2 separate regions of the Homo sapiens genome follow, and region 2 is linked to region 1. A link is an interaction called in ENCODE POLR2A ChIA-PET data of the cell type or tissue named here. Cell type or tissue: A673. All regions are shown on one strand. Each heading gives the region's core, and the rest is flanking DNA. Links, peaks and the distances in the headings are about the cores only.

Evidence for each region. ChIA-PET counts read pairs that join two places held together with the same protein. Peaks named below come from ENCODE experiments on the same cell type or tissue, not always from the same donor. Only the 100,000 strongest peaks of a DNase experiment are listed, where the experiment ranks them.
Region 2: POLR2A ChIA-PET joins it to region 1 with 8 read pairs; 2 of 35 experiments call an interaction of 5 or more read pairs at or near these places.

What each region holds. Positions count from the first base shown.
Region 1 is chr17:6,106,587-6,121,777 of GRCh38, forward strand. It overlaps WSCD1 (WSC domain containing 1), which reads left to right. Exons shown (of 9, transcript NM_015253.2): 6 at 3,021-3,180; 7 at 4,185-4,349; 8 at 11,402-11,602; 9 at 13,723-15,191. The coding sequence ends at 14,075. Among named protein-coding and RNA genes, the nearest start is that of WSCD1, 44 kb to the left of the region's middle. RefSeq lists a silencer at 1,742-1,914. In A673, for the core only: no CTCF peak of the experiment used is centred there; no DNase peak of the experiment used is centred there; H3K27me3 peaks cover 2,093 bases.
Region 2 is chr17:6,480,001-6,495,355 of GRCh38, forward strand. PITPNM3 (PITPNM family member 3) reads right to left here. Exons shown (of 20, transcript NM_031220.4): 5 at 4,216-4,292; 6 at 3,517-3,752. Among named protein-coding and RNA genes, the nearest start is that of PIMREG, 43 kb to the left of the region's middle. RefSeq lists an enhancer at 12,931-13,432. In A673, for the core only: no CTCF peak of the experiment used is centred there; a DNase peak (open chromatin) is centred at 7,461.

The DNA.
Region 1 (15,191 bases), core at 7,192-15,191:
TGGTTGCTCTGGGGAGGGAAGGAGGATGGTGAATGGGGAGAGGGGCCTCCGGTGTCACCGATGTGCTGCCTGTCTTGATTGAATGGTACACCTGGGATCAGAGCATGTCATCAGATAGGTTAGTACACAAAACTGTAAAGCATGGTGAGGGAATAGCATGTGGTGGTGATGGTGGGAAGGGTTTGCAACTTGAAAAGGGGGTGGCCAGGGAAGGCCCCACAGAGAAGGTGACTTGAAGAAAGTGAGGGAGAGAGCTATGAGGGTATCTGGGTGAAGGGCATTCCTGGCAGGGGGAACAGCAAGTGCAAAGGCCCTGAGGTGGGATCATGAGTGGAGAAGTCAGGGAACAGCAAGGAAACCACTGCATTCATCAACTTGGCTGCTATGAGAGCGTGCCACAGACTGGGCAGTGTAAACAACAGACATTTATTTTCTCATTCTGGAAGCTGAAAGTCTGAGATCAAGGTCTCAGCAGGGTTGGTTTCTTCCGAGGCCTCCCCACTTGGCTTGCAGATGGAAGCCTTCTTACTGTGTCCTTGTGTGCTTGTCCCTTGGTCTGTGTGTTGGCTGTATCCTAACCTCCTCTTCTTGTAAGGACCTTTGTCGTATTAGATTAGGGCCTACCCTGATGGCCTCATTTGAACTTAATTATCTCTGTAATCCCAGCACTTTGGGAGGCTGAGGCGGGCAGATCATCTGAGGTCAGGAGTTCAAGACCAGACTGGCCAACGTGGTGAAACCCCATCTCTACTAAAAATACAAAAAGTAGCCAGGCATGGTGGTGGCTACCTGTAATCCCGGCTATTCAGGAGGCTGAGGTAGGACAATCGCTTGAACCCGGGAGGCAGAGGTTGCAGTGAGCCAAGATCCTGCCACAGCACTCCAGCCTGTGCAACAGAGTGAGACTCTGTCTCAAAAAGGAGAAGAAAAAAAAAAGATCCTACATCCAAATAAGGTCCCATTCTAAGGCCCTGGGGTTAGGACTTCAACATATGAATTTGGGGGACACAGTTCAGCCCATAGCAGCCAGCATGGACAGAGGTACCTGAGACACAGATGGGCCGCCGTGTGCCGTGGACATCCGGGCTGCTTGTTTCTGCTGCTCCCTGTGATGAAGGTGTTGGTGTGGAATGAGGTGGGATGAGGGTTTTGTGATAGAGGGTGGATGAAGCTGTAGAGGCCGGAGGTGGCAATTCTTGAAGTTGCCTTTCATGAATTCACATGACCGGGGAAACTTGCTTCTGGAAAAGCCAGCAGTGTTGAGATTGAGGGTCAGGCCCCAGCTCTCGCTTTCCATAGAAGAGTGGTGTAGGGGCCGTGAGGATGGGTCTAGTTGGACGTACTACCGAGGCTCAATAGCCTATCATGCACTGACTCACAGCGCAGGTGCCTCCTTGGCTTGAAGAAGGACGAGGAGAGTCGGGAGAGGCTTTCCTTGGGGGCTGCTTGGCACCTAGGAGAGCATGCGGCCTGTACTTATAAGAACAGCCTGACAGTGGGGGGCAACCTCCAACAGCATTTCCCCTGACTCCCTCCAAAGATACCTGCCCTCCCGCCAATGCCCCAGGCCCTGCGTCATCTTCGCTTGCATGGGACACAGGCTGTTGTCTTTTATGAGTGCCCAAATCCTCAGCTTTACCTAGCCATGCTCAAAAAATGCTATTGATTTTCTTTTTCTTATTTATTTATGAGATTTTTGCTGTGAGCAAAAAATAAAAAGGTTTGTGCAGTGTTCCCCTTAGCAGTGAGAAGTTTTCTCCACCCACTGCCTCCCTCCCTGGCACACACACTCACAGATTACTCTCTCATCTCTCTACGCTCCAAAAGTCCTAGCATCTCCCGACTGTAGGATGCAGAGAAGGAAGAGATGAAAAGGGGCTAGTGCCTGGGGCAGAGTGAGGACTCTCCCATACATGTGGGAGAGGTGGGTGGATACATTTTTGAGCAAGACACAGCTGATGCCCAGAGAGTTAGGGAGGTCGAGAATGACCTCTTCCTCCTTGGAAGCATGCCAGGCCCGGTGCTGGGCACTTTGGACCTGTCTCATTCAGCCCTCACCTTAAACCTACAAGGCAGATTTTATTACTTTTTTCAGTGATGAAATTCAAAGAAGTTAGGCACCTTGCTCAAGGGTGCCTAGCAAGCGAGCTAGAATTCACTTTCACACCTTCAGGATGCCAGCTCTCTTCAGTGTGTGGTGCAGCCTCCCCAAAGGGGAACAAGGACCCACTTAAGAGACTGCTGGGAGCTGGGCTGGCCCACAGAGTGAGACGACTCCTCTCTCCTACCCCTGACAGGGCCCCCCTCCATTTTGAAGAATCCTCCTTGGGCTGAGCATCTTGGGTGGGAACAAAGTCTGTTCTTCTCCACCCCTTCCATCTTTGGAAAGATGACTGTATGAGAATCTCTGCACCCTGCAGTGGGACATCTGGCATGAGAGTTGGTTTTAGTCTCTTTCCAGGGAGGTGGCTGGCCAAGGAAGACCAGAGGGAATCGAATCTCAGTCCTCTCTCAGGGCTTGAGGTCTGTTCATTAGTGGTGTGACACGTGGATCCTTGGGGATGCCCTAAGTCAGCTGATCTGCCCCGCTCTGTGCCATGCAGACATCCACTCATATGGATGCCCCTGCCCAGAGTGCCATTTCTATCTCTGGCACTCCTGACAAATGCCTTGGAATCTCAAAAACATGATTCCAGCCTCTGCCCCCTGCTTTCTGCACGTCGCTCATCCCTCAGTCATATTGCTGCTCATACTGTTGACTTGTCAAGGAACCAACCAAGTAGGGCTGTGCTTATAAGAACATGGGCTACTTGAGCTGCTTGAAGCTCACATCTTGTTGATCTTTGTCTCCCCTGGAATTGGGCACAGAGCACAGTGGTGGAAGGATGGTGGTCATCCCTGTGGATTCCATACAGATACAGCTGGCAATACATCGTCCATGTTCATCCCATTCCTGAGCCCTGGGAAGCATGACCCTCAAATTCACTCAGTGTGCTTCTCTTCTTATCGTTCCCTGGCAGGAGTTCCCCTTGGCCATTCTCAGGGGCTGGGAATGCTACTGTGCTTACCCTACCCCCCGGTTCAACCTGCGGGATGCCATGGACAGCTCAGTATGTGGCCAGGACCCTGAGGCACAGAGGCTGGCAGAATACTGTGAGGTCTACCAGACACCTGTGCAAGGTGGGTTCTGCATCCCCGACTGGTAGTGGCATTTGGTCTGGGGGGTGGGGAGAGCTTCCAGGGTTTGGAGATGCCAGTCATGGCCAAGCATGCAGTTATGAGGTATGGCATGTGTCTGTGTAAAGGTCTTGGCATCTTGATGGGTGTTGGAGATAATGGGGAGGGTCAGTTTTCCACCCTCCACAGAGGCTGAATCCTGGACTCACTTTAAAAAACACTGGACCCTTTATCTAAGTCTCTCTGGAGATGACAATGGTAAGAGGATGAACAGAGAGGGGCAGGTCCTAGAGAGATAGCAACAGAAAGGTGGTAGGATTGGGAGGCGTGGGAAGAATGAGATCCCAGGAGCTGCAGGGGCCACTGGTGCCTCCAGGACCTGGGAACCCTCCTTGGTGTGAGCATCAGGTCTGCCCCTGTTGACCTTAGGAACTGATGAAAGGAAGAGCCGGGGACGAGGGATGTTACCACCTTTATCAAGTGCCTACTGTGACCCAGCATGGCCCTGGATGTTTTGGGGCTTTCCCCTGGTGATTTCATGTGCTCCTTGTAGCAGCCCTGGGGATGAGACATAACGAATGACTTGCCTGTCATTAGTCCAGCTCTGGTTTATTGTTGGCAGTACCTGGGTGTGTTACTTTGCTCAGCCTAGCCTCAATCCCCACCCACTTCCCCTATTAGAATCTGGAATTATCTGTGCTATGTCAGGAGCAAGAGTTTGGCTGTGGCCATAGAGACAGAATGGGAGTCGAGGGTCCATAGGGTGTCTGATTCCCATCTTACTCCTGCACTGCAGTATTGCAGGCCTCATTACGGGGCTTTCTCGGACTGGCCACAGACCTGTGCAGCTAAGGTATATTTGGAAGATCTCTTCCCTTCTTTGGGCCTTGGTTCCCCCATCTATTAAATGGGAGTCTTCGTTCATCAGTTCCTCTAAGGGAGTTTAGTGGTGAATTGGTGAGTCATAATGGAAGTGAGTAACCCCGTGATGACTTTTGGACTTTCAGACACTCGTTGTACAGACAGGAGGTTCCTGCCTAACAAATCCAAAGTGTTTGTGGCTTTGTCAAGCTTCCCAGGAGCCGGGAACACATGGGCACGGCACCTCATTGAGCATGCCACTGGCTTCTATACAGGGAGCTACTACTTTGATGGAACCCTCTACAACAAAGGTAAGTCAAAGCTACAGGGGACGATGGAAGGCAGCTCCCGGTGACCAAACTGTCACCTTGCCAGCCAAGCTTCTCAGAGCACTAGAGCAGTGCATCTCAAACTTGAGTGTACATAAGAGTCACCTGTGGGTGGAGCCACTGTGTGCCATACTCACCCTTCAGGTATTGAAGACCAGCCCGCCTGGTGGTCCCCATCCACAACAAAGTTACGCCATTGTATCCACAAACACCCACGATCTAGGCCACTGAGGCACTTGCAGACACCACTGATATTGATTACAGCCAAAGAAATTACACTGAGACTACACTACTCCACCACCCAGAACCAAAACCTAAGCATGCTACCCAACCCACACTATAGGATACATCTACTAGAAAAAGTCTTTTCCTATGAAAGCTGCTCCATAAAATTGGAAGAGGTGACTGTTCCACCAGATGTGCAGATATCAATGCAGTCACACAAGAAACATGAAAAAGCAAGGAGGCCAGGCGCAGTGGCTCACGCCTGTAATCCTAACACTTTGGGAGGCTGAGGTGGGTGGATCGCCTGAGGTCAGGAGTTTGAGACCAGCCTGACCAATATGGTGAAACCTCATTTCTACTAAAAATACAAAAATTAGCTGGGCGCGGTGGTAGGCGCCTGTAATCCCAGCTACTCAGGAGGCTGAGGCAGGAGAATTGCTTGAACCTGGGAGGCAGAGGTTGCAGTGAGTCGAGATTATGCCACCGCACTCCAGCCTGGGCAACAGAGTGACACTCCGTCTCAAAAAAAAAAAAAAAAAAAAAAAAGAGCAAGGAAACATGACGTCTGCAAAGAAACACAATAATTCTCCAATAACAGACCCCAAAGAAAAGGAAATGTATGAAATACCTGAAAAGTAATTTAAAATAATGATTTTAAGGAAACTCAGCATGATACAAGAGAATACAAATAGACAATTCAATGAAATTAGGAAAACATTTTATGATCCGAATGAGAAATTCGATAGAAATAGATATCATACAAACAACCAAACAAATCTGTTAGTTGAATAATTAAAATGAATTTTTAATGAATGAAATTAATGATCTAGTCTGTTACAAAAGCTCTCAACTGTGTTTTTAATTTTATACCAAAACCTATGGGATACAGCAAAAGAAGTTCTAAGACAAAAGTTTACAGCAATAAATGCCTACATCAAAATAGTAGAAAGATTTTAAATAAGCAACCTAATGACGTACCTCAAGGAACTAGAAAAGCAAGAACAAGCCAATCCAAAAGTACTGGAGGGAAAGAAATGATGAAGATCAGAGCAGAAATAAATGATAAAATTCAACATCCCTTTAGGGCAAAAACAATCAACAAATTAGGTATAGAGGGAACGTACCTCACCACAATGAAGGCCATATGTGAAAAACCCACAGCTAGTATCATACTAAATGAAGAAAGTGTTGAAAACCTTTTCTCTAAGAACTGAAACAAGACAAGGATGCCCACTTTCACCATGTCTGTTCAGCCTAGTAATGGAAGTCCTATGCAGCAATTAGGCAAGAAAAAGAAACAAAGGGCATCCAAATTGGGAAGGAGGAAGTCCACTTGTCCCTGTTTGCAGATGGCATGATCTTACATATAGAAATGCCTAAAGGCTTCACCAAGAAACCCTTAGAACCAATAAATGAATTCAGTAAAGTTACAGGATACAAAATAAACATGCAAAAATCAGTAGCATTTCCATATACCAATAGTGAACTACCCGAAAAAGAAATGAAGAAAGCGGTACCATTTAAATAGCTATGAAAAAATACCTAGGAATAAATTTAATAAAAGAGATGAAAGATCTCTGCAAAGATAACTATAAAACACTTATGAAATTGTAGAGGACACACAAAAAAATGGAAAGACATCCCATATTTATGGATTGGAAGAATTAATATTGGGAAAATGACCATGCTACCAAAAGCAATCAACAGATCCAATACAATCCCTATCAAAATACCAATGACATTCTTCACAGAAACAGAAAAAAACAATTCTAAAATTTGTATGGAACCACAAAAGACCCTGAATAGCCAAGGCAATTCTGAGCAAAAAGAACAAAGCTGGAGGTATCACACTACTGACTTAAAAATATGTTACAAAGCTTTAGTAACAAAAAACAGCATGGTACTGCTACAAAAACAGATGCATAGACCAATGGAACAAAATAGAGAACCCAGAAATAAATCCATGCATTTACAGCCAACTCATTTTTGACAAAGATGCCAAGAACATACATTTGGGAAAGGACAGTCTTTTCAATAAATGGTGTTGGGAAGACTGGATAACCATATGCAGAAGACTGAGGCTGTACAAATGGTGTTGGGAAGACTGGATAACCATATGCAGAAGACTGAAGATATACCCCTATCTCTCTCCTTATGCAAAAATCAACTCAAAATCAAGACTTAAATGTAAGACCCAAATCTATTAAACTGCTAGAAGAAAACGGGGAATATTTCAGGACATTGGTCTGGGCAAAGATGTTTTTGCTTTTGAGATAGGACCTCAAGAGCACAGACAACAAAAGCAAAATTAGACAAGTGGTATTATGTCAAAGTGAAAAACTTCTGCACAACCAAGGAAACAATCAACAGAGTGAAGAGACAGCCTGCAGAATGGGAGAAAATATTGGCAAACTATTCATCCAACAAGGGATTAATAACCAAAGTATATAAGGAACTCAACAACAAAAACCCAAAAGAATCTGATTTAAAAATGGACAGATGATATGAATAGACATTTATCAAAAGAAGACATACAAATGGTCAACAAGTATATGAAAACATGCTCAGTATCACTAATTATCAGGGAAATGCAAATCAAAACCACAATGAGATATCATCTCGCCCCAGTTAGAGTGGCTACTATCAAAAAGACAAAAAATAACAAGTGTTGGAGAGGATGTGGAGAAAAGGGAACTCTTATACTCTATTGGTGGGAATGTAAACTAGTACAGCTCTTACGGAAAATAGTATGGAGGCTCCTCAAAAAAAAGTAGAATTGTCATATATATGATCCAGCAATCCCACTGCTGGGTATATATTCAAGGGAAAGGAAATGAGTATGTTGAAGAGATACCTGTACTCTCATGCTTATTACAGCACCATACACAATAGCCAAGGTATGGAATCAACCTTAGTATCTATCAATAGGTGAATTTTTAAAATGTGGTACATATACACAATGGCTAGTTAGCCGTAAAAAAAAAAAAAAAAAAAGAATTAAATGCTGTAATTCACGGCCACATGGATGAGCCTAAGGGACATTATGTTAAGTGAAATAAACCAGGCACAGAAAGATGAATACCACATGCTCTCATTCATATGTCAAAGCTTAAAAAGTTGATCTCACTGATGTGGAGAGTAGAATAGTGGTCACTAGAGGCTGGGAAGGGTAGGAGGGAGGGCAGGATAGGGAGATGTTGGTTAAAGGATACAAAATTACAGCTAGATATGAGGAATAAGTCCTAGTGTTTTATAGCACTGTAGGGTGACTACAGTTGACAATAATTGATTGTATGTTTTCAAGTAGCCAGAACAGAGGATTTTGAATGTTTCCAGCTCAAAGAAATGATAAATGTTTGAGGCGATGGATATCCTAATTACTTTGATTTGATTATTAAACATTGTATACATGCATTGAAATATCACATTGCACCCCATAAAGAAGATGTACACTTATCATGCATCAGTTTAAAATAATAATAAATATATTTATATTTATTATTATTTTATTTTACTTTCAGTTCTGGGATGCATGTGCAGAATGTGCAGGTTTGTTACATAGGTATGCATGTGCCAAGGTGGTTTGCTGCACCTACCAACCCATCGTCTAGGTTGTAAGCCCCGTATGCCTTAGGTATTTGTCCTAATGCTCTCCCTTCCCTTGTCCCCCACCCCCCAACAGGCCCCTGTGTGTGATATTCCCCTCCCTGTGTCCATGTGTTCTCATTGTTCACCTCCCACTTATGAGTGAGAACATGTGGTGTTTGGTTTTCTGTTGCTGTGTTAGTTTGCTGAGAATGATGGCTTCCAGCTTCATGCATGTTCCTGCAAAGGACATGAACTCATTCTTTTTTAATAAAAATATTTTTAAGTAAAAAAGAGAATCACTTGGTCCTGGCCCACACCCCTGACAGTCTGATTCAGGTAGTCCGAGGTGGGGCCTGAGAATTTTCATTTCTAACAAGCTCCCAGGTGACCCTGATGAAGGCAGCCCGAGGACCCCACTTAGAGCGGAACTTCATGAGATCGTGCCTATTCTGGATTCAAAGAGAAAGACTAGCAGCTTGAATTTTCTCTCTGTAAACATTTCTTGAATTTTCCTTAATTTTTAGAACCCTCAATAATTAGGGGTGAAACTGATTTAATCTGCTCATTCCTTTTTTGAGGCAAGAACTAGTTCATCAAAATGTAATAAAAAATGTCCAAAAATCTTTTAAGAGTTTTGATTTGTAATCTTTCCCTTGTAGAAATAAGAGAAATTAAGTTAAATGGCTGAAGACTGTGTTTTGTTTAAGAATGAAAAACCTCAGACAAGTCCATTGGCATCAAATTTGGCAAAAATGTATTAAAATGTATTTCTCTGTTGTCAAGCATTTTCTCTGGATTTCTTTCTTTCCTTTTTTCTTTTCTTTTCTTTTCTTTTTTTTTGAGATAGAGTCTCACTTTCACTCTGTCGCCCAGGATGGAGTGCAATGGCACAATCTCAGCTCACTGCAACCTCCGCCTCTTGGGTTCAAGCGATTCTCCTGTCTCAGCCTCCCGAGTAGCTAGAAATACAGGCACCTGCCACCACACCCAGCTAATTTTTGTATTTTAGTAGAGACAGGGAGGTTTACCATGTTGGCCAGGCTAGTCTCAAACTCCTGACCTCAATTGATCTGCCTGCCTCACCCTCCTAAAGTGCTGGGATTATAGGAGTGAACCACCATGCCTAGCCCATTTTCTCTGGATTTCTTAACCAGAGTTTGGTGTAGGAAAGTTGATACTGTCAGTAACATCCTAGAGAAGCAGAAACTTCCCAAGCTTGGGATTGGGCTCTGGAATCACTTATAACAATCTTGGTTCTGGGGAAAAGCTATAGTTGTCCATATAACCCAGCCTTGTACTCCCTGGGAACCTCGAGTGTTACAGGCATCTTCAGGTGAGGGAGGAAGTGGCCACATGAGCACATGGCCCTGTCCACTCTGGCTTAGTCCCCTAGGAATCACCCACTGTGCCCAGGCTGCAGTTACCCACCTTGTTCATCTCCAAGGCCCTTACCTTATTCAAGCAGCTGGCTGTTTTGGTCTACATATGGTAAGCGGCCCAATGACTGATATTGCCAGCTATAGAGGTTGGGTCGACACTGCCTCAGAAATGCTTTAGAGATACCTCACACACATCTTTGAGCCTTACAAGACCATTAGATGTGGCCAGTGGCCTCAGAGCACTGACAGAGTGATCACACACACACACACACACACGCACAATTCACAAGGCATCTCCAATGCCCAACCACCAAATCTATTGTGGTAGGTCGAATGTGGTCTGAGCTGCAAGGCAGAATAGCTGTTGTTGGAAGAGGCGGAGGCAGTATGGAAGGCACCCCGGGTCTCAGGGTTGTTAAAGACTAGATCTCAAGTTTATTCATTCCAGTTTGACTCTTCCTTTCATAGCATTTTCCAGCTGTTTGACAGAATGAATCAAAGCGAGGCCTTTTGGTATTTGGCCCATGGCAGAGATAAGTTTGAAGCTTGTTGAGTTTCAGTGGGTAAACCCGGACTTCCAGATTCAAAAGAGACTTGCATTTTCCAGGCATCAAAGCGTCCCTCAGTGCTCACTGCAGATACAAATGCTTTCCAGCAATTCCTGCAGAGGGGCAGGTGGTAGGACTCATTTTGTTTCCAAGAGCCCAAGATAAGCACATGAGCACTTACGGAACATGTCTCAGGGCTGGGAGCATGGGCTACATTGGGTGTGGCCAGGAGACTAGTTTCAGGAGACCTCTTCCCAGGAAGTCTTCTAGGACATCCCACTATTTGGGATCCCTGCTCTTTGTTTCCATAAGCCCCTATAGCCTGCACTTAGGCTATTTCCTCTACTAGAACATAAGCTTAAAGACAAGGTCTGAGTCTTAACCCTCTGTCCCCAAAATAAAGTCTAACATAGTGAGCACATAATAACCTTCATTGATAAATGTGTGGCTCTGGATGAATGGGCGGAGTCTGGCCTTCTCTGCCAGTAGTCAGTCATTCAGGTTCTGAGTGCCCAGTACTATAGCAAGGGACCAAGGAAAGAGAGGGCCCCCGATGGGCTGATCAATGGGAACAAGTCTCCATTCATAGAAATTGGGCCCTGGGTCCTCAGGGCCAGGCTCAAGCACTGTGGATGAGGCCTTGACCAGACCTGCTCTGAGGCAAGGCTGGGCCCTGTCATAGAACCATGGCATCAGGTCAGAGGGTGGATCTATACCTGCTCACAGCCATTGAATCTGTAAATCAGGATCCTGCCCTGACTGTGGGGAGGTGAGAGGAGGCTGGGGGTCTCACAGAGACACACGGTGGCATGTGGAGAGAGCCCTGGCGCTGTTTTCACAGCACTGTGTGATCTTGGGCAAGTCCCATGCTCACTCTGTGCCTTAGTCTCTTCATTCAGCTATGTTTGCAGCTATGGTTAAATCAAAGGTTGTTTGTAATGCTTGTGTAAAATTATCTCTATGAAGATGCCCAAAACATATGCGTGCATCTGCAATGACGGGTCTTCTGCCCTCTGACTCCTGGAGGTCTTCAGGGAATACCTCATCTCATTTCTCTTGCAGATGCCATCTTTCCCCACTGTTAGATAACTCCTGCTGTCACTTTCCCTTGGACAGGGTCACTCCTGTGGAGGCCGTTCCTATCACCATCCATAGGTCCTCTCAGTGTCCTCTGTGTCTTCCATGGGCCCTCTCTTATGCCCCTGATGCCAGCTTTACCCAATCTGTCTGCTGCTATGGTAGGGTGCCCCATGGACACCATCTTCCACAGAGACCCTCTCATTTTTCCCTGCAGGGTTCAAGGGCGAAAAGGACCACTGGCGGAGCCGACGCACCATCTGTGTCAAAACCCACGAGAGTGGCAGGAGGGAGATTGAGATGTTTGATTCAGCCATCCTGCTAATCCGGAACCCATACAGGTCCCTGGTGGCAGAATTCAACAGAAAATGTGCCGGGCACCTGGGATATGCAGCTGACCGCAACTGGAAGAGCAAAGGTAATCAAGGACCTTGCGGTGGGGGTGGGAGGCTTGTCAGTACAGGTAGGTTGCTCATCAGGATGCAGGATCAATTTACACAGGTAGGCACTGCAGGATGCAGGATCAGTATACACAGGTAGGCACTCAAACCCCATCCTGCTAGGGACTTAGTGCTGCTGTGCCTGGGCTTGAGTTCACCTCCTCCCCTTGCCCCCCATGCCTGCTGAGGTCCATACGCCAAGGCATTTTACTTAGATGCCAGCTTGATTACCAAGAATCTTCTCTGCCTCCATGAGTGCATAGTGGGGTGATATGCACCCCTTTCCATCTCTGCTTCTGCCCAGGAGCTCATGCAGGGCTGGGAGAAGAGCACATGGGGTGCACATGGACCTGCTTTGCACCTTCCTCTGTGTTCAGCACCAGGTTCCTCTTTTATAGAATGAGACCTGCACCTTGTGGGGCATTCAGGGAGCAGTGAGATGATGTGCCTGCCTGGTCTCTGGTCAGAGCTCAGCATGTTAATTCCCTCCTAAGCTGCCTCTTGCTGACTCTTCACAGTGTCTGGTGGGGAAATCACATCAGCCCTACATTCCAGATGAGCCCAGAGAACATGGCTGCAGGACTTGGCCTTGGTGGTGAGCAGCAGAGCTGGGACTCACACCCAATGTCTTAGTCAGCTCTGGCTGCCATAACAAAATACCACAAAACTGGGGGATGGGGCAGGGGGTGGTGCTTAAGCAGCAGACATTTATTTCTCATAGTCTTAGAGGCTGGGAAGTCCAAGATCAAAGTGCTGGCTAATTCCATTCCCAGGAAGGGCCTGTTTTCAGGCTTGGAGACAGCTGCCTTCTCACTGTGTCCTCACATGTCCCCAACAGCTCTCTGGTGACTCTTCTGATAAAGGCACTAATTCCATCACAAGGGCCCCACCCTCATGACCATATCTGACTCTAATCGCCTCCCAAATCCCCCATCCCTAATACCATGATATGGTGGGTTAGGACTCTCTGTGAATTTGGGGGGCATACAAGCATCTGGGCCCCAACATCCAGAGTGTCTGATTCTGGGTCAGATTGGCCTGTTCCCCACTGCAGCTTTATTCATGGAATCAGTCTTCTGACTCACACTTGCTGAAGTCTTCCTGGGTGCCAGGCATGGGGCAAGGTACCAGGAGCGCAGGCTGATGAGGTCAGGGTCTCTGCCCTCGAGGCATGCACAGCTGAGCCTTTGGGTGGTGACGAATAGAGTCTGGGTGGTAAGTGATGTGAAATGAAGTTGGTCAGAAACAAAGCAGTGTCCAGGCAGGGTGGGGTGAGAGAAGTCACAGGACCCATGGCCAGACCAGCTTGTGCTCCTGTCCACTTGTTACTGGATCACCCAGTGGGTGGCCTCTGCCGGCCTCTAGTCTTCCCCTTCCCCCATCATCCTTTACTTAGACAGCCCCCGACAGTCAGGCAGGCTGATCTCTGACGCCTCCTCTGCCTCTTATGAGCCGTATAACTCCGGGAAAGCTGCTTATCTTGTCTTCTGAGCCTGTTTTCTCACATTAAAAACAAGGATAGGCCCTGTCTCCTAGGGTCATTGTGAAGATTAGAGAAAGCAAACGCTTCAGACGGCGTTTGAGGTGTGTTAATAGCCCAATAATGGAAACTTTTTATTGGGATGATTTCTGATATCTGGACCCTGCACACCCCTCCCCCAAAATTAATTTCTTAATTTGCTGGAAAAGAAAGCTCATAAAGTAGATTACCTGCAAAAGTCCGAGGCCACCCCGTCTGTGGCTTCACTGTATGTCCTACTGCCCTGCAGTTTCACAGGTTCAAACTGGCAATCAAACCACAAGATGCGTATTTGCCCATCAGGCATCACGCTGACTTAGCTTTATAGGAGGACCTGGGATGGGAAATGGAGGCTGCACAGCGTCCTCATCCCACCAGGATGCCCAGAGCTGCCCCCACCCACCACGGACACACTGCTCAGCCACCAAAGGGTCCTCCTCCATGGGGAATGCCAGGTTGACTCTAGGCAGTGGACAGTGGAAAACCCTGCCCACTTCCCTCTCCCGAGCAGCCCCCCGGGGACCGGCAGCCCTGGCAGGGCCAGCCCCCGACTCTGCATCTCTCCTGTCCTCACTCTAGAGTGGCCGGACTTTGTCAACAGCTACGCCTCGTGGTGGTCCTCGCACGTCCTGGACTGGCTCAAGTACGGGAAGCGGCTGCTGGTGGTGCACTACGAGGAGCTGCGGCGCAGCCTGGTGCCCACGTTACGGGAGATGGTGGCCTTCCTCAACGTGTCTGTGAGCGAGGAGCGGCTGCTCTGCGTGGAGAACAACAAGGAGGGCAGCTTCCGGCGGCGCGGCCGGCGCTCCCACGACCCTGAGCCCTTCACCCCGGAGATGAAAGACTTGATCAATGGCTACATCCGGACGGTGGACCAAGCCCTGCGTGACCACAACTGGACGGGGCTGCCCAGGGAGTATGTGCCCAGATGATAGGCCTGGCCCACGCCGCCGCCCCCGCTGAGTGACGCAATCGCACCACGGGGCTGCGCTCCCCACTCTGATGCTCAGGCCCGTGGCCTCACTGGGACGAACGGTGGGTGGGGGGCTCACCCTGGTGCTGCCTCCCGCACAAGGAGACCTGGACACAACAGACACACATCACAAGGCGAACACAAATGGACACACATACCTGGCCACGAACCCACACCTCCTCAGACACTCAGACACCACTCCAGGCTCATAGCCCCGTCTTGATGCAGAGAAGCCACCCACGTGGGGTGTGCCAGGCACCCCCAGATACAAATGCAGCCACGCACAGACGTAACACACAGGTGCCAGGCCGTGTGCTCCTGGAGGCTGGCTGGCTGTCTCTCTCACACAGATACACGTGCGCTCCCTGGGATCCGGGAGGCCCTGGGCTTCCTGTGTGTAGCCCTGGCATAGACTTGCTCGTCAGGGTGTTCGACTCTGGGATGCTGGGCCGGGCAGACATTTATGCTCTGAGCAGCAAGGACCATTGGGATGGAGGTGGGCACAAAGACTGCTGCTTCCAGGGTGTGCGGCCCTGGCCGTGTGTCTGACATCCCATAAATGTGTGTGTGGTGTGACTACGGGCACCACAAACTCCGCAGCCTTGCCTCTCTTTTCTCTGTGGCTGGGCTGGCTGCACCATGGGCAGGGTTGAGGACTGCCCCCCACCCCGCCCAAGCCAATGCAGACACTGACCTCAAGACCAGCCACACCAAGTCTGTGCACTGCCCACCACCCCCTTCAACCCCTCCTACACCATGCTCCGGGGCCTGGGGCCTCCTTGCCTGGCTTCTTCCTCCAGCTATCCTCAGGGAAGCTGGAGATTCAAGTCATGCCCCAGAAGCAAGGTGTAAGCATGGGGGCGTGGGGAAGAGGGCAGGAGCTGAAGTTCCAGGGGAGCCCAGGACCCCTGGGGACCTGTACACTAGCAGGATGGGTCTTGGGAGTTGGCATGGGGAGATTGTAAGGGCTGTATCTCCGCGATTACTGGTACTGGTGCTCCACCCATAGGGGCCCTGTTCTCTCTGGGGTCCCACACTGGGGTCATGAGAGCTAGTTAGTACTCAGCCTGACCCC
Region 2 (15,355 bases), core at 3,232-11,231, 370 kb after region 1:
TCCTGAGACGGATGATGAACTAGCACAGTGAAGTCCTGGACTATCAGAGTGACAAGGGAACATGCTGCGCCACCAGTTCAGCAGTGAGCAGGTGTCAAAGATGCAGATTCCGGGGCACCTCCCTCCTGAATCAGCCACTGCTGGAGGGAGGCCTGGACATCTCGCAGTTTAACAAGAATCACACCAGGGATTTGGGCAATTAGCCAGGTTGCGGAATTACAGACCTAATCTTCCTTCCTTCCAACTCTGATTGAGATCTGCCTGCAATTCCTGTTGGTGTCCAAGGAACGCAGATAAATCAGAGTCTCTGACTTTCCCCCAATCTAGAGGGGGAAAAGGAAGGCCCAGGGAAGGGAAGGGGCTTGCCCGTGCTCTCTCCTGACTGGCTGGAAGCTCCAGGGCAGGGGACTTTGGCCCTCCCCGCACTGAGCCCTCCTCAGAGCCACAATTGGCTGAGAACATCGGCTCCCATTCTCCTGGGGAATTCGGAGTGCGGTGCGCCCCACACACCTGGCACCCTGCTGGGGACCTCTTCCCACCCTTCCCAGCTCCGGAGCCCCGGGGTATGAGGGCTCTGCCTGAGGGCTGGGCTCTGCAGCAGCCCCAAGTCTCTGGCGAGGTCCTGTGAGGGGGACAGGCAGAACAGAGGTGCAGAGGCCTCCCTCCTGCCCCTGACTGAAAGTTCCAAAGCTTCCAGCTGCCAGCCCCAGTGATCTGCCGAATGCCTATAGGATTTGGGCCCTGTAGGCGTTTGGGTCATTTTTGCACATATGACTGCTGAGAACCCAGGTATCCACCCGGCCCCAGGCACCTACCTTTAGCTAGTTCAACAGGATAGGCAGGAGGGGAGCACTGCAGCCCTCAGTGCCTGGAGCAGTGGGTGGAGCTCCCAGAGGCCCCATACCCTGGAGGTCCCCTCAGTTTGTCCCCCACAGGTGCCAGGGCCCACAGTGGGCAAGGATGTGCCAGCGTCAGCAGTGAGCAAGCTGCCCAGCGCTCAACCAGCCCTTCTGTGGACACATCCTTCCCTCCTTTCTCCCCACCAGCTGGGTTCCCTGCTGCGAGTTGGAAGTCTCTCTCCCCAGCCCACTCTCCACCTGCAGAGAGAGCCCCTCTTCCAGCCAGGAGGAAGATGATGTGAGTCATGGCCAGCATCCCCGAAGCTGGCATCCCCACAGTTAGTATCCCCAAGGCTGGCATCCCCATGGCTAGTATCTCCAAGACTAGTATCCCCAAGGCTGGCATCCCTATGGCTAGTATCTCCAAGGTTGGCATCCCCATAGCTAGTATCCCTGAGGCTAGTATCCCCATGGCTAGATCCCCACAGCTGGCATCCCCAAGGCTGGCATCCCCAAGGTCAGCATCCCCAAGGCTGGCATTCCCAAGGCTGGCATCCCTATGTGCTTTCTACATTCTGGACACTGTGTTGAGTGCTTCACACACATTAGCACACAGACTCTTCACAGCCACCCTGAGAGGTTATTTACTATGGCTACCTTCATTGTACAGATTAGGAAATTGAGACAAGGAGAAGTTAAACACCTTCCCCAGACCACACAGCCAGGACTCAAATCCAGGCGGCCTGAGAGCCCACACACTTAGCCGTGGTATGCAAACCCAAAAGTCACTCCTCCAGGAAGTCCTCTCTGGCCTTTCTCAGAGAGCCCACAGTGCCCTGTGCTCTGTGATATTATGCTCCATCAGAGCACTGTGATATTATGAGGTAGATAGATCAGATGATAGATAGATAGATAGATAGATAGATAGATAGATAGATAGATAATGGATGGACAGATGGATGGATGGATGGACGGATGGATGGATGAATAGATAGATAAACAGAATAGAATGATAGAGAGAGAGAGAGAGAGAGAGAGAGAGAGAGAGAGAGAGAGAGAGAATACATAGATAGGTTTTGTCCACAGTTCCTGGCTCCCATAGCCGTTGTTATAATGTTGGGGCACTTAGCCCTAGGAAAACAGAACCTCTCTCTCTCTCTCTCTCTCTCTCTCTCTCTCTCTCTCTCTCTCTCTCTGTCTGTCTCTCTCTCTCTCTCTCTCTCTCTGTCTCTCTCTCTCTCTCTCTCTGACATTCTCCTGCCCTCCTTGAGCTGGCTGTGAAGAAATTCTCTGATCTCCGTTGTCTGATTTAGGTCATGAGACCCTCATTTCAGAAGGAGTCCTGCCCCATACCCAGGAGGAAGGAATGCTGCAGAGGCCAAGAAGAATCTGAGCAGACAGGCCCTGTTGGGTTTCCCGACTTGGTCTGAGTGTCAGCCCCTTTCTGTCCAACCACATATCTATGTTGTCAATCATGCCTAGCCAATGACACCTCCATTAAAGGGCCAAAAGGACAGGAGAGCTTCCGGAGAGCTGAACGCGTGGAGGTTCCTAGTGGCTGGCACACCTAGGGAAGCTCCGTGCCCCTTCCCCCATACCTCACCTTATGCATCTCTTCATCTGTAACCTTTATAATAAACCAGTAAATGTGATTCAGCATTTTCCTGAGTTCTGTGAGCCGATCTAGCAATTAATTGAACCCAGTGACAGGGTTGTGAGAACCCCAGCTTGAAGCTGGGCTGTCAGCAGCACAGATAAAACAAACTGGGGCATGGTATCGGTGTCAGAAGTTTGGGGCAGTCTTGTGGGACCAAGCTCTCACCCCGTGGGATCTGATGCTATCTCCAGGTAGACAGAGGCAGAATTGAATTGGAGGGCACCCAGCTGGTGTCCACAGCAGAACTGATTGCTTGGTGTGTATGGAAACAGCCCCTCACATGTGGCCCGGAAGTCTTCTGTGTTGACTGTTATGGTGTGAGAGCAAAGGAAAAACACCATTCGTGTTTTTCAGATTCCTACTTGGCTGCAATCGTGTGGCCGAGTTTGACTCCTGTCTCCATGGGCTGGGCGACCCTGGGGGAAACTAGCTAAACTCTCAACACTCCGTGTCTTTTTTTTTTTTTGAGACAGAGTCTCACTCTGTCTCCCAGGCTGGAGTGCAGTGGTGCAATCTCGGTTTACTGCAAGCTCCGCCTCCTGGGTTCATGCCATTCTCCTGCCTCAGCCTCCCAAGAAGCTGGGACTGCAGGCGCCCGCCACCTCACCTGGCTAATTTTTTATATTTGTAGTAGAGACAGGGTTTCACCATATTAGCCAGGATGGTCTTGATCTTCTGACCTCATGATCCGCCCACCTCAGCCTCCCAAAGTGCTGGGATTACAGGCGTGAGCCACCGCACCCGGCCAACACTCAGTGTCTTTATCTGGGCCAAACAGATCAGGCTTGTTGAACACTGGAAGTGGATCAAGATTTCATGGGGACCCCAGCACACCCAGGCCCAGGCAGAGGACTCTTCCCACACCTTCCACCAGGGATGCTTGTGTTTCGTCACGATCTGACACCCCAGAGAGTCCTTGCAGGTACCCACCTGCCCACGGGGTCCATGCTGCAGGGGGAGCCCCTCCACTTAGTTCCCCCACCAACCCCAACCAGTTCAAACAAGCAGAAATGGACTCACTGAGAGACAAGCGAGAAAGCCTCAGAGCAGATGGCAGGACAGGGGACGAACTTGATGAGGATGTGGCCCAGGGCAGCAGGGAAATGGGCTCGTGTGACCTTCTCCAGCACGGAGCTGAAGGTGTGGATGTCGGCTGCCTTGCAGGACGGGTCCCCGGCACCCGTGTCCAGGATGTTTCCCCCATGCAGGACCAGCAGGAGGACATGTGTCTTGCAGGAGCGCTGCGGGCAGCCTTCCTGAGAGCCAAGGCGGTTGGAATACAGAGAGAGAGGCGGCTGGGGTCGGGGGAGGCACACAGGGACACACACACACATGTGCGCATACACACACACTCACACACACGCACACACGGGGAGACTGAGGCCAGAGAAGCAGGCACTATGTCCAGCCTGTCTCAGCTGCAATCTGAGGAGCAGTCTCAGCTCTAATACACCCTGCTGTGTGATAGAACCTCTGGTGCATTCAGAGTGAGGGAAGGACATGGGCTGCCAGGAGGGATGTCAGGGCAGGAAGAGTCCCAAGAGATGCTTCCTGTTCATATGGGAACCCAAAGCCCAGAGAAGGACACAGACCCACCCAGGGTCACACAGCAAGTCAGACGAAGAGCTGGAAGAAAACGAGGCCGCCTATGATCCGAGGGCTCTTGCTAAAATCCTGGCCTCTGAGTTGAGCCCAGACACCCTCCGAAGCCCAGCCTACCTCGCTGTCTTCGTGGATCTCGATGCTTCCCTGGGCTGGGAACCTCTGTCTTCTCAAGGAAACCCGGTACAGTTCTCCTGCAGAGGGAAAGAGGGGAGCTCAGCATCTCCAGGCTTCCCTACAGTGACCAGACACTCCCTGGGCCCAGCTGGCCCTAAAGGTGAGACCTTGGCTTACATCACAGGTGAGCTCAAGTTAGAGTCTGGAGCTAGGGAGAGTCACCCCATCCAGGCCCTGCCTCTGAAACCAACACAACATGAAACCCTTTCTCCTCATAAGGAAAAGGGAGGGTGGCAGAGTGAGGCCATCGCGGATGGTGCTCCTGAAAGGAGGGGCTTCCTCGAAAGGAACTAGCCTGCGTTTCTTCACCAGGACAGCAGCAAGGGTGAGTACCACCTGAGGACTTCCACTTCCAGTTATGGACAGCGATTTGAGCAAAGCCTCCCGCTGAGAACAACTAGAAGAGCTGGTGTGATGGCAAAGCGTACGCACCCACTCTTGACTGGGCTGAGAGGTGCCCAGAGAGCTGGTAAAACATGTTCTCTGGGTCTACCTGTGAGGTGTTTTGGGAAGAGGTTGGCATTTGAAGCAGTGAATGAGGCGATCTGCCCTCACCAAGGCAGGTGGGCACCGTGCAGTCCGTGAGGGTCTGAGCAGAACAAAGTGCTGCAGGGAGGGAGGATTCACTCTTCTCAAGCTCAGACTTCCATCTCCTGCCTCACACATCAGCACTCCCGCTTCTCCGGCCTTAGGACTTGAACTGGGATTCGTGCCATTTTCTCCCCCGGTTCTCTGGCCTTTGGGCTTGGGCTGGAACTACACCACAGGCTTTCCTGGGCCTCCCGACTTCCAGACAGCAGGTCAGGGAACCTCTCAGCCTCCATCATCACGAAACCATGCACGAAAGCCAGTCCCTCATAATAAGTCTCTTTTTAATTTTCTTTTCTTTTTTTTTTTTTTTTGATGGAGTTTCACTCTTGTTGCCCAGGCTGGAGTGCAATGGTGCAATCTCGGCTCACTGCAACCTCCGCTTCCCGGGTTCAAGTGATTCTCCTGCCTCAGCCTCCCGAGTAGCTGGGATTACAGGTGTGTGCCACCACACCTGGCTAATTTTGTATTTTTTGTAGAGACGGGGTTTCTCCATGTTGCTCAGGCTGGTCTCAAACTCCTGACCTCAAGTGATCCGCCCACCTCGGCCTCCCAAAGTGCTGGGATTACAGGAGTGAGCCACCATGCCTGGCCAATAAGTCTCTTTTTATACATCTGTGTATATATCCTTTCGGTCGGTTTCTCCGCAGAACCCTAATATGGCTGGATACATACTTAAAAAAAAAATATCTGTTTGAAGTTAACAGAGAAATAATAGAGGCTTGAATTACGGGACCACTTTCCAGGGAAGGTAGACTCCCAGAGAGTTAAGGTCGGCATTTGAAACATTACTGGCATTGCCCATGAGCTTTAGGGTAAAGCTGGCCTTTGCCAGAAATCTCTCCTTGCTCCTCTCAGCAGCCTGGGCTCAACGCCTCCTCCTTCAAGAAGTCCTTCTTGGCTCCCAGCCCTCCCTGAGCTCTCATTTACCTAACACAGAATTCAGTAAACCACAGCCATGGACCAAATCTGCCCCACTGCCTGTTTTTGTAAATAAAGTTTTATTGGAACACACTCAGGCTCCTTCATTTACATATTGTCTATGGCAGGCGGCTTTTGTGCTACAGCAGCAGAGCAGTTGCAGCAGACACCTTACAGCTCACAAAGCTGAAAATATTTATTATCTGGCCCTTTCCAGAAATGTCTGTCAACCCCTGATCTAACACCTACACTCCTGAATGTGATGACACTGGACTCCTGGGTGGAGAGACTTCAAAGGCATCCAACAGCCACCCCTGAGCCCCCACCCAAATGATACCTGCACTCTGAGGCCTCCTTCCTGCCACCAGGCTGCCTTCAGCTCCTCTCCTTCCTCCCCCATGAGATGGATGCTACCTCCCGTGTGTGGCTAAAACCTACAGCCAAGCTGAACCACCTGTTTGTCTTCAGGGAGGAGGAACTGGCTCATCTCTTAAAGTCGTAGGTTCTAGATGAAGATGGTCCTTGCCTTCTTCACACCCCACCCCCACCAGAGCCTGCTGCTCCCCTCTAGGAGTCACATCTGGGGAGGGTCCTTCCAGGGGCTTTGCGGGCAACCCTAGGCACCCTGTCAACATCCCCTCACCATGACCAGCCCCAGGGGAGGGTACCTCTACAAAGAACTGCAAATGAGAAGCTTTTCTCAGCAGGGAAGAGCATTTCTGAAATATTCTGTCCTCACAGACACAATCCCAGTCAAAGGGTAACTGCTTTATGAGCTCCGAGCTACTGCCCACACAGACAGGAAATCATTTCCTAAATGATGGAGGAAGAGGGAAAACTCGTCCTGGGGCCCGGCTGTGCCCAGCACTTCCTAGTTCTTCCCATTGGCTAGGCTCTCCTGCCTAATTTCTAACTTACTAAAGACCTTGCCTTGGGCTTGGCTAGAGGAGACCCTGGCTCTCTCTTCAGGACAGGATGATAACACAAGACAACAGTAACAGCTCAGCTTTGTTAAGCACTTATTATGTCCTGGGCACTATGTGCTTTACATGATTCATCCTCTCTAGTCCCCACAATTACTCTCTGAGTCTGAATGATCTTGTTATTAGCCCCATTTTACAGATGAGCAAACCAAGGCTCAATCAACCTATGTCACTTGCCCCACGTACCTTAAAGGTTAAAGCCCAGGTCTGCCGCTGCCAGGCCCCTTTCCACCACGTGAACTAGTACCAGGAGGGAGAGGGTCTGAGTGTGGCTTCCCTGAGACAAAGCGCTCATGCTTCATGGTGTGTGCGGCTGTGTGTGCGGCTCTGGGGCAGGCTGTGAGTCAAGAAGAACCAGGAGTGATGGCAGGGCTGAGGTTGGCTCTAGGGCTGGGAGGAGCGTGGTTAAAGCCACGGACCCTGGATCCAGAACGCCTGAGTTCACATCTTGGCTCTTATCAGCTGTGTGACCTGTGTCTCAGTTTCTTCATCTGGAATATGGGGATAATAAAAGCAGCTACCCCATGGGGTGGTGGTGAGGATAGATGAGTTCATATGCATAAAGGGCTTAGAGCAGGGTGTGGAACACAGGAAGTGTCACATGGGTTAGCGGCTATTGTTATTATTATCATTATCCAGGGGACATCCAGGGCACAGAGCCAGGACCACAGCTGACAAGATGGGCTGATGGGGACATTGCCGCCTCCACACTTGCCTGCCCTGGTGCCAAGTCCCTCCCTGAGCCCTGGCATGCTCCTCGGCCTTGCTGGGCTGGGCGCCTGTTTGCAGTGTGATTACAGGATTAAATGCTGTGATTGCCACAAATTACTATGGCAAGGCTATAAATACATTGCAGGGAAGACATGAGGGTCCTGTTGTCTCCTGGGCACGATGCCCTCTGTTAGGTGGGGGCTGGACTCTGCGCCCTCACCCATTACAAAGGCCAAGGAGCACCTCCATCTTTGATCTGTCTGGAGCCAGCTCCCTCGCGACCCATGTGATGCTCTGGGCATCAAATCGGTGGATGACTGCTGCATCCTGGCCACCAACGATGTTGAGGCCGTGCCTGGTTCCGTGGGGATGGGAGCCTCAGGCCAGAGACTGGGCAGGATTGTCCTCAGTATCCCTCACTCCTCCCTAGCAGGAGGAAAGAGTCTCACCTCCTACGCTGTTTGGGGACAGAGCCTTGCTTCCTTTCCATGCACAAAAGCCAGGAATGCTTTGCTCTGGGAGATGGAGGAAGGGAGATCTAGCCTGCCAGATTCAGATTCTGGCCCCTTGAGAGTTGACTAACAGGACCAGAGCTTCCCCACAGAAAGGCACACCTCCCGTCTTCATCTTAGCAGAGGCCCCTGTAGACAAGCAGGGGCAGCCGTAGGCTACCTTCCCTGTACCTTCCCCACAGGTCTCTGCTCTTCTAAAAGCCAGACATTCCTACCATGATAATTGGGGCCATTGGCTCTGACTCACCCACAAGACATAACTCTTTCACTCGTCCTTGCCTTTGCTCATGCTGAGCCCTCTGCCTGCAAGCCCTTCCTCCCTTTGCAGACTGGCAAACTCCTACTTGTCCTGCAAAACCCTGCTCAATGGCTATCACCTCTAGAAAGCCGTCTTTGATCTATCTAGGCAAAGATGGCTATCCCATAGTATGCGGCACTGGTCCTGGCTTACTCGTCTATTTCCCCATCAGACTGTGGGCCCCTTGAGAATAGAGTTTACCAGTTTTCAGGGACTAGGATGGCACTTTTGTGAAAACCTTTTGGAAGATCCCAGGATGCACACATCCTGTGAGACATCTCTGTGCCATTAAACCCCCAGGAGAAATCAGGTTCAGGGAAGCATCATCCACTGAGAAGCACGTTGCTTCAAAGTACTCACAGGAACTGGTACCTGGGAACCTCTGGGGATTCTAGAAGAGTCTGGCCTGGGCTTCATAATTCCACCCCTAGAGGCTTCCTCAGGGACTCTGGTGACAAGAGCAGCTGGCAGGGGGTCCTAAGGGGTGGAGAGCCACATAAAGGGGACCCCAGGACCTCATCATTAGGCTGCCTGTTTCTTCCCACTTCCTGTTAATTTCTGTTTGCATGTCCCTATTCAGGCTGGGTCCCTGCAGTGCCCAGATTTGGGGTGGGGGAGCCCACAGCTGTTTTTGTGACAGTGTTTTTTGACAGGCTTTGAGACAGGCCAGCTACCGCAGTGCCAGCTCCCAGTGCCCCACTAGCTCCACATCAGGAGAGGTGGTCCACCCAGCTCACCATGGCTGCTCTTGATGCCTGAAGAATGGAGCCTATGTTTGCTTAATCACAGCCTTGGAGAGGTACAAATCGTGATCATCCCCTCTAATTACCAATGCGCCACACTGCTCTTGAGACGAAAGCCAAGGTCATCACCCACACACTCAGCACCCCAAGCAAAGCATCACCCCAGCTCGGCTGGAGAGCATAGCTGTCTCCCTCTCTCTTGCTACCAACCTCTGGGGTCCACAGGGGTGGATGCTGAGGGCCCACTGGCTAAAGCCAAACACTCAGTCTCCTCCTCCATCCTTGGCAGTCACTCCCACCCCCCGTTAGTCACCCCTGGCATCAACCAAGCAGAGCTGGGCCCAGCTTGAGACCATGTGGCACATCCTGAGAAGTAGCTACAAAAGTATCTAATCCTCTGTAAGCTAGTGGAAGCTCATACATGGGTGGAAACATAAGGTTTTTTTTTATTTTTTTTTTGCCTAAACCGGCCCAGGTCACCAGGCCAGGGCTCTTCATCATCCTGAAGGAGGGGAGTAAGAAAGGGATGGTCTCTTTGTTCTTACTAATGCCTCCACCCCTCAGCCCTGCCTCCTCAGAGAGACTCTTGGCAGGGAGGAAAAAGTGAGGAGAGGCTACTATGAGGAGCAGGAACTTCTTAGACTGTTAGGCCCTTTCAGTCAAGCTCATTCCCCATTTAAAAAGACGTTACTTGCCGGGGACCGTGGCTCACGCCTGTAGTCCCAGCACTTTGGGGGACCAAGGCAGGCAGATCACGAGGTCAGGAGTTCGAGACCAGCCTGGCCAACATGGTGAAACCCCATCTCTACTAAAAATACAAAAATTAGCTGGGCATGGTGGTGCGCACCTGTAATCCCAGCTACTCGGGAGGCTGAGGCAGAAGAATCGCTTGAACCCGGCAGGCAGAGGTTGCAGTGAGCCGAGATCACACCACTGCACTCCAGCCTGGCGACAGACAGAGCGAGACTCCATCTCAAAAAAAAAAATAAAAAGACATGTTATGCTCTGAGGATCCCCTGTCAAGTCCACCCTGGCCCTGCCTGGAAGTCAAAGGCTTTGCTATTTTGCTGTGATGTGGGATTCATCCATATACCTAGATGACATCTGGGAAGAACTACAGCCTCATTCAGTAGCACCTGGGGGACTCAATCCACAGCCCCCATTCCCCAGGTGAGCCCGCATGACACACACATGCAGAAAGAAGGGGACACACACAGACTTACAGGGGAGACAGGCCCTGGATAGAGTCCTCGGATGGGAAACTAACCCTCTACTCAGAGGGTGACCTCAGACACGCTCTGCAAACCACCGCAAAAGGAGGGGTTTGCCTACATTCCCCGGTAAGAGTCAGGCAGTCTGAGATTCTATGAGTCCAAGCATAAGTGCCCTCTGTGAGTGCTAGCCTCCAGACCCAGCAGAATTTGGCACTAGGACCTTGAAGGGGACCCAGAGTCACAATGATGGAGTCACTCTGAGAGGCTATGGAGAAAGGAAGAGCAACCAAAAAGCTGCAGGCGGCAAATTTCACTTTGCTTTTCAAAGTGGTTGATTCCAGCTAGGGGCTTGGCGTTGATTCCTAGGCAAGTCCTGGGGCAAATTAATAAACAAACGCTTTGAGGACCCTTAGAAAAGGAAGCAGTGGGGCCGGGCGCAGTGGCTCATGCCTATAATCCCAGTACTTTGGGAGGCTGAGGTGGGCAGATCAGTTGAGCTCAGGAGTTCGAGACCAGCCCGGCCAACCTGGTGAAACCCTGTCTACTAAAAATACAAAAATTAGACAGGCGTGGTGGTGGGCACGTATTTAGCTGTAATCCTAGCTACCTGGGAGACTGAGGCAGGAGAATCACTTAAACCTGGGAGGCGGGGGTTGCAGTGAGCCGAGATGGCCCCACTGCACTCCAGCCTAGGAGACAGAGCAAGACTCTGTCACCAAAAAAAAAAAAGAAAGAAAGGGAAGGGGAGGGGAGGGGAGGGAAGGGGAGGAAAGGGGAGGGGAGGAGAGGAAAGGGGAGGGGAGGAGAGGAAAGGGGAGGGGGAGGGGAGGAAAGGGGAGGGGAAGGGAAGGGAGGGGAGGGGAGGGGAGGCGAGGGGAGGGGAGGGGAGCAGTGGCTCCCAGAGCTCTGATAGGTACTCTTGGAACCAGCTCGCTAACCCTGCATCATAGCATGTGGCATAGATAGGGTCGCTGGACCAGCAGCTCAAGGGAATGCCAAGGGCTTAGGGGCATCTGGGGAGGGGAACACACTGGCAGAATAAGAAACTATCTAAGGAACCCATAGCTCTCACCACTTGAGCTCAAGGAATGTGGGCTCATGAATGGGAACCTGCGGCCACACAAGATGTGGGGACCAACAGCCAGTAGCAGATGCGGATGGAACAGCGTGAAGCTGTTCTGAAGGTTTTAAAACTTTTTTAAAAACAGGGGAAATTTTTAGCCAATGAAAGTTCCCTTAGGAGCCCAATTTGCAAAGATGAAAGTGGATCGGCTCTGGCTGAAGCAGGCTGGGGGGCCCAGAGCCCACCTTCCTCACTCCAGCACATCCCTGTCCCTAGGCAGCTCCTGAGGGCTTCAAGAGACTGAAACTTAAAAGCCACTGAGCTTGTTCAGCAGCCAGACTGCAGGCCACCCTCCTCTGCAGGTTCCCAGCTCCTAGCATTGCAGAAAAGGAAAAATGACAATCTAAATAATGGTGGGGGAGGTGGGGGAAGAAGCTTGGGGCCTCATATTAGAAGGAAACACACTAAAATGTTTACAGTGGTTTTCTCTAGATGCTGGGACAATGGAATATATATATATATATATATAATAAAGAATTAATTAAGAATTAAGATCCTGTGTTTGGGTTAAAAATGAACTAGAGGGGCTAGGCGCCATGGCTCACAACTGTAATATATATATATATATATTTTACTTTCTACTTTCATCTATTTTCCAATTTTTCTCTAAGGAGTCCATATTTCTTTTAGTTTAAAACTATTTATGAATGTTTATTGGATAGATAATACAAGTATGTGTCATGTTTATGCAAGGAACTTTTTTTTTTTTTTTTTGAGACAGAGTCTCACTCTGTCACCAGGCTGGAGTGCAGTGGCGCAATCTGGGCTCACTGCAACCTCCACCTCCCGGGTTCCAGCAATTCTCTTGCCTCAGCCTCCTCAGTAGCTGGGACTACAGGCGCCCCCCCACCATGCCCAGCTAATTTTTGTATTTTTAGTAAAGACGGGGCTTCACCATGTTGGCCAGGATGGTCTCGATCTCTTGACCTTGTGATCTGCCCACCTCAGCCTCCCAAAGTGCTGGGTTTACAGACATGAGCCACTGTGCCCAGCCTATGCAAGAACATTTTAAAACCAGCCACAACCTCCTATTTTAGTCAATACAAACACTACAAAGAAAAAAGTGTGAAATGTTGTCCTCCCCTCAGGAGCTGACAGGCTAATGAGGGAGTATAAAAGGATAAGAAATGCTTGTGGAAGGAAAGAATAAATGTGGAACATGATGAGTGAATTAAGATCCTGTGTTTGGGTTAAAAATGAACTCGAGGCTAGGCGCCATGGCTCACACCTATAATCCCAGCACTTTGGGAGGCCAAGGTGGGTGGATCAGTTGAGGTCAGGAGTTCAAGACCAGCCTGGCCAACATGGTGAAACCCCGTCTCTACTAAAAATACAAAAATTAGTTGGGCATGGTGGCGGGTGCCTGTAATCCCAGCTACTTGGGAGGCTGAGGCAGGAGGATTGCTTGAACTCGGCAGGTGGAGGTTGCAGTGAACAGAGATCCTGCTGTTGCACTCCATCCTGGGCAATAAGAGTGAAACCCTATCTCAAAAAATAAAATAATAAAATAAAATAAAAATAAAGTAAGCCTTCCAAGGACTTAAAAAAAAAAAACAATGAACTCAATACCACTTGCCTATTCCCACCCTATTGGTTATTGCCCAAACTTGTGTCAAGGCTGAAAACACCAAGACCAATCAGACACAGCATCTGCCTTCAAAGATCTCTCAAGCCCCTGGGATCACATGACCAAGAGTAGGTCATGTGACCAAGGTCGGGTCAATGACAAAGACCTAGGTCATGTGCCCAAGATCAGTCACATGACCAAAGGCTACAAACAGCTTGAGTCAGGGTAGTGGGGCTGCCACAGTTACTTCTCAACCTCTAAGGCTGCACAAACCAGAGATCTCAGTTCAAAATGAGAGGGAGACATCCCTGCCCTGCCCCTGCAGCTCAGGCCCTGCTGAGGGTATGTCTGATGCCCAATAACAGAGCAGGAAAGCTATAGAAAGGGGCTCAGGAGGTTGAGAGACCCAGCCTGGAGAAGAGCAGCAGCTGCCTGCAAATCTATGCTGAGCCTCGTGTGGGTCAAGGGAGCAGAGGGCAAAGCCAGGACAAATAAGGGTTGGGGTGGTTTCTGGAGAGCCATTCCAAGTTTTAGCACAACCTAGGAAATGTTTACAACAGTTCAAGAGTGACCTGTGCTGACCTGCAAGCAGGCTGTTCTCCTTCACTGAGGTTAGACAAGCAAGTTATATAAGTGACCACGTAGCAGGGTGCTGGGGAGGGAAGTTTCATCCAGAGTCTGGGGGAGCTGGTGGCTGAGGTCCCTCCATGACTCCTTAACGCTTTCAGGGTCAGAATCTAATCACGTCCACCTGGATTCATCTGACTAACCAGGCTAAGGTGATGTGTTCAAACCTTCAACGGCCCAGTGAGCCTTTCACAGAGACACTACCCCAGACCAGGGCCTGGCCCTTGCGAGGGCCTATGCCCTAAACCCTGCCCCTTGAGAACATGTTGTTAGATACCCCAAGTGAACACGGGGTTAGTTCGGAGGAACAGTTCTCATGGGGGATCCCAGTTCAGATCAGAGGTGCCATCCTGAATCGGGCCCAGTGAAATTTCCAGGTATACAACCATGAGAAAACTCTGCCACCACGACACAGGGATGCTAGAGGGACATGAAATCCCAAACCCTGGTGTTCCCCTACAGACTCCTTTGCAACAAACACAGCCCTAAGACTGGTCCTGAGTTTCTAGTCCTCATCCGGTGTCTCAGGCAATCTTCACATTCATCCTGTGAGGTCAGGAGTACTCTCCCCATCTTAAAGATGAGAAAACCAAGGATTGGAAAGGTAAAGTGATTTCTCTCAAGATGTAAGTGGAGGGCTGGGTACTTGAACCCAGGTCACCAGGTCAGGGCTCTTCATCGTCCTGAAGGAGGGGAGTAAGAAAGGAATGGTCTCTTTGCTCTTACTAATCCCTTCACGCCACAGCCCTGCCTCCTCAGGGAGACTCTTGGCAGGGAAGAAAGAGTGGGAAGAGGCTACTCATAGCAGGAACTTCTTAGGCTGTTAGCCTGACCCCCTAATGATCCCCTGTCAAGTCCACCCTGGCCCTGCCTGGAACAGCACATACACAAAGGAATGCAGTGGCACACTCCAGCCCATGCGCACCTGCACAGTAACCCCTGCCAAGTGTGTGCGGCATCCAGCACAGGGCCTAGGAATGGCTCTCACACATAGGAAAAAGGTGCTCAACCTTAGAACCCTAAACTAGAGGAAGGCTCATTGAAATTACCCTAAGACAACTTTTTTTTTTCCACCTGTCAGACTGGCAGTTGTGACACACTATGGGCCAGGGTGTGGAAAAACGATCTCTTCATTCATTGCTGGTGAGAGTAAACATCAGTATAGCCTCTGTGAAGGGCCATTTGGCAATGTCATTCAACATGCAAAATGCCTTTGACCCAGCAATTCCAAGCCCATGTGCAAAAGGACATATGTACAGTGCTAACCATTGCCACATTGCTTTTACAACAGCAAAAGACAGGAAGCACCTATATGTCCACCAGTAGGGGACAGATTAAATAAATTGGACCACAGTGAAATTGCACATGCCCATTGCAAAAAACAACTCACCTCTAAGCATACTGAGCTAAGGAGACAATCATGATCTAGTATCAACATCTGAGAAAAGCAAGGTGCACAAAGAAAGGAACTGTGTGCTCCCATCTGTGTGAGGGTATAGATATAAAAATATATATAAATGCATATTTATGGATAGACTCTTGTATGCAGAGATTATCTCTGAAATGGAATCTAAGAAGCCAGTTATAATCTTTTCTTCTAGGGAGAATTGTGTGCGCTGGAAGACAGGAGAGGGAGGCATTTTATACCATGTATATGTGCTACCTACTCAAAAGACAGATTAAAAATAAGAATTTTTCTAAGTGCATGTAGCAGGGTGGTTTTTTTTTAGATACCAATTTATATCTTCTCCCAGCTCTGGCTCCTTTGCCTCTGGGAAGGTTTGTGGCAGAGC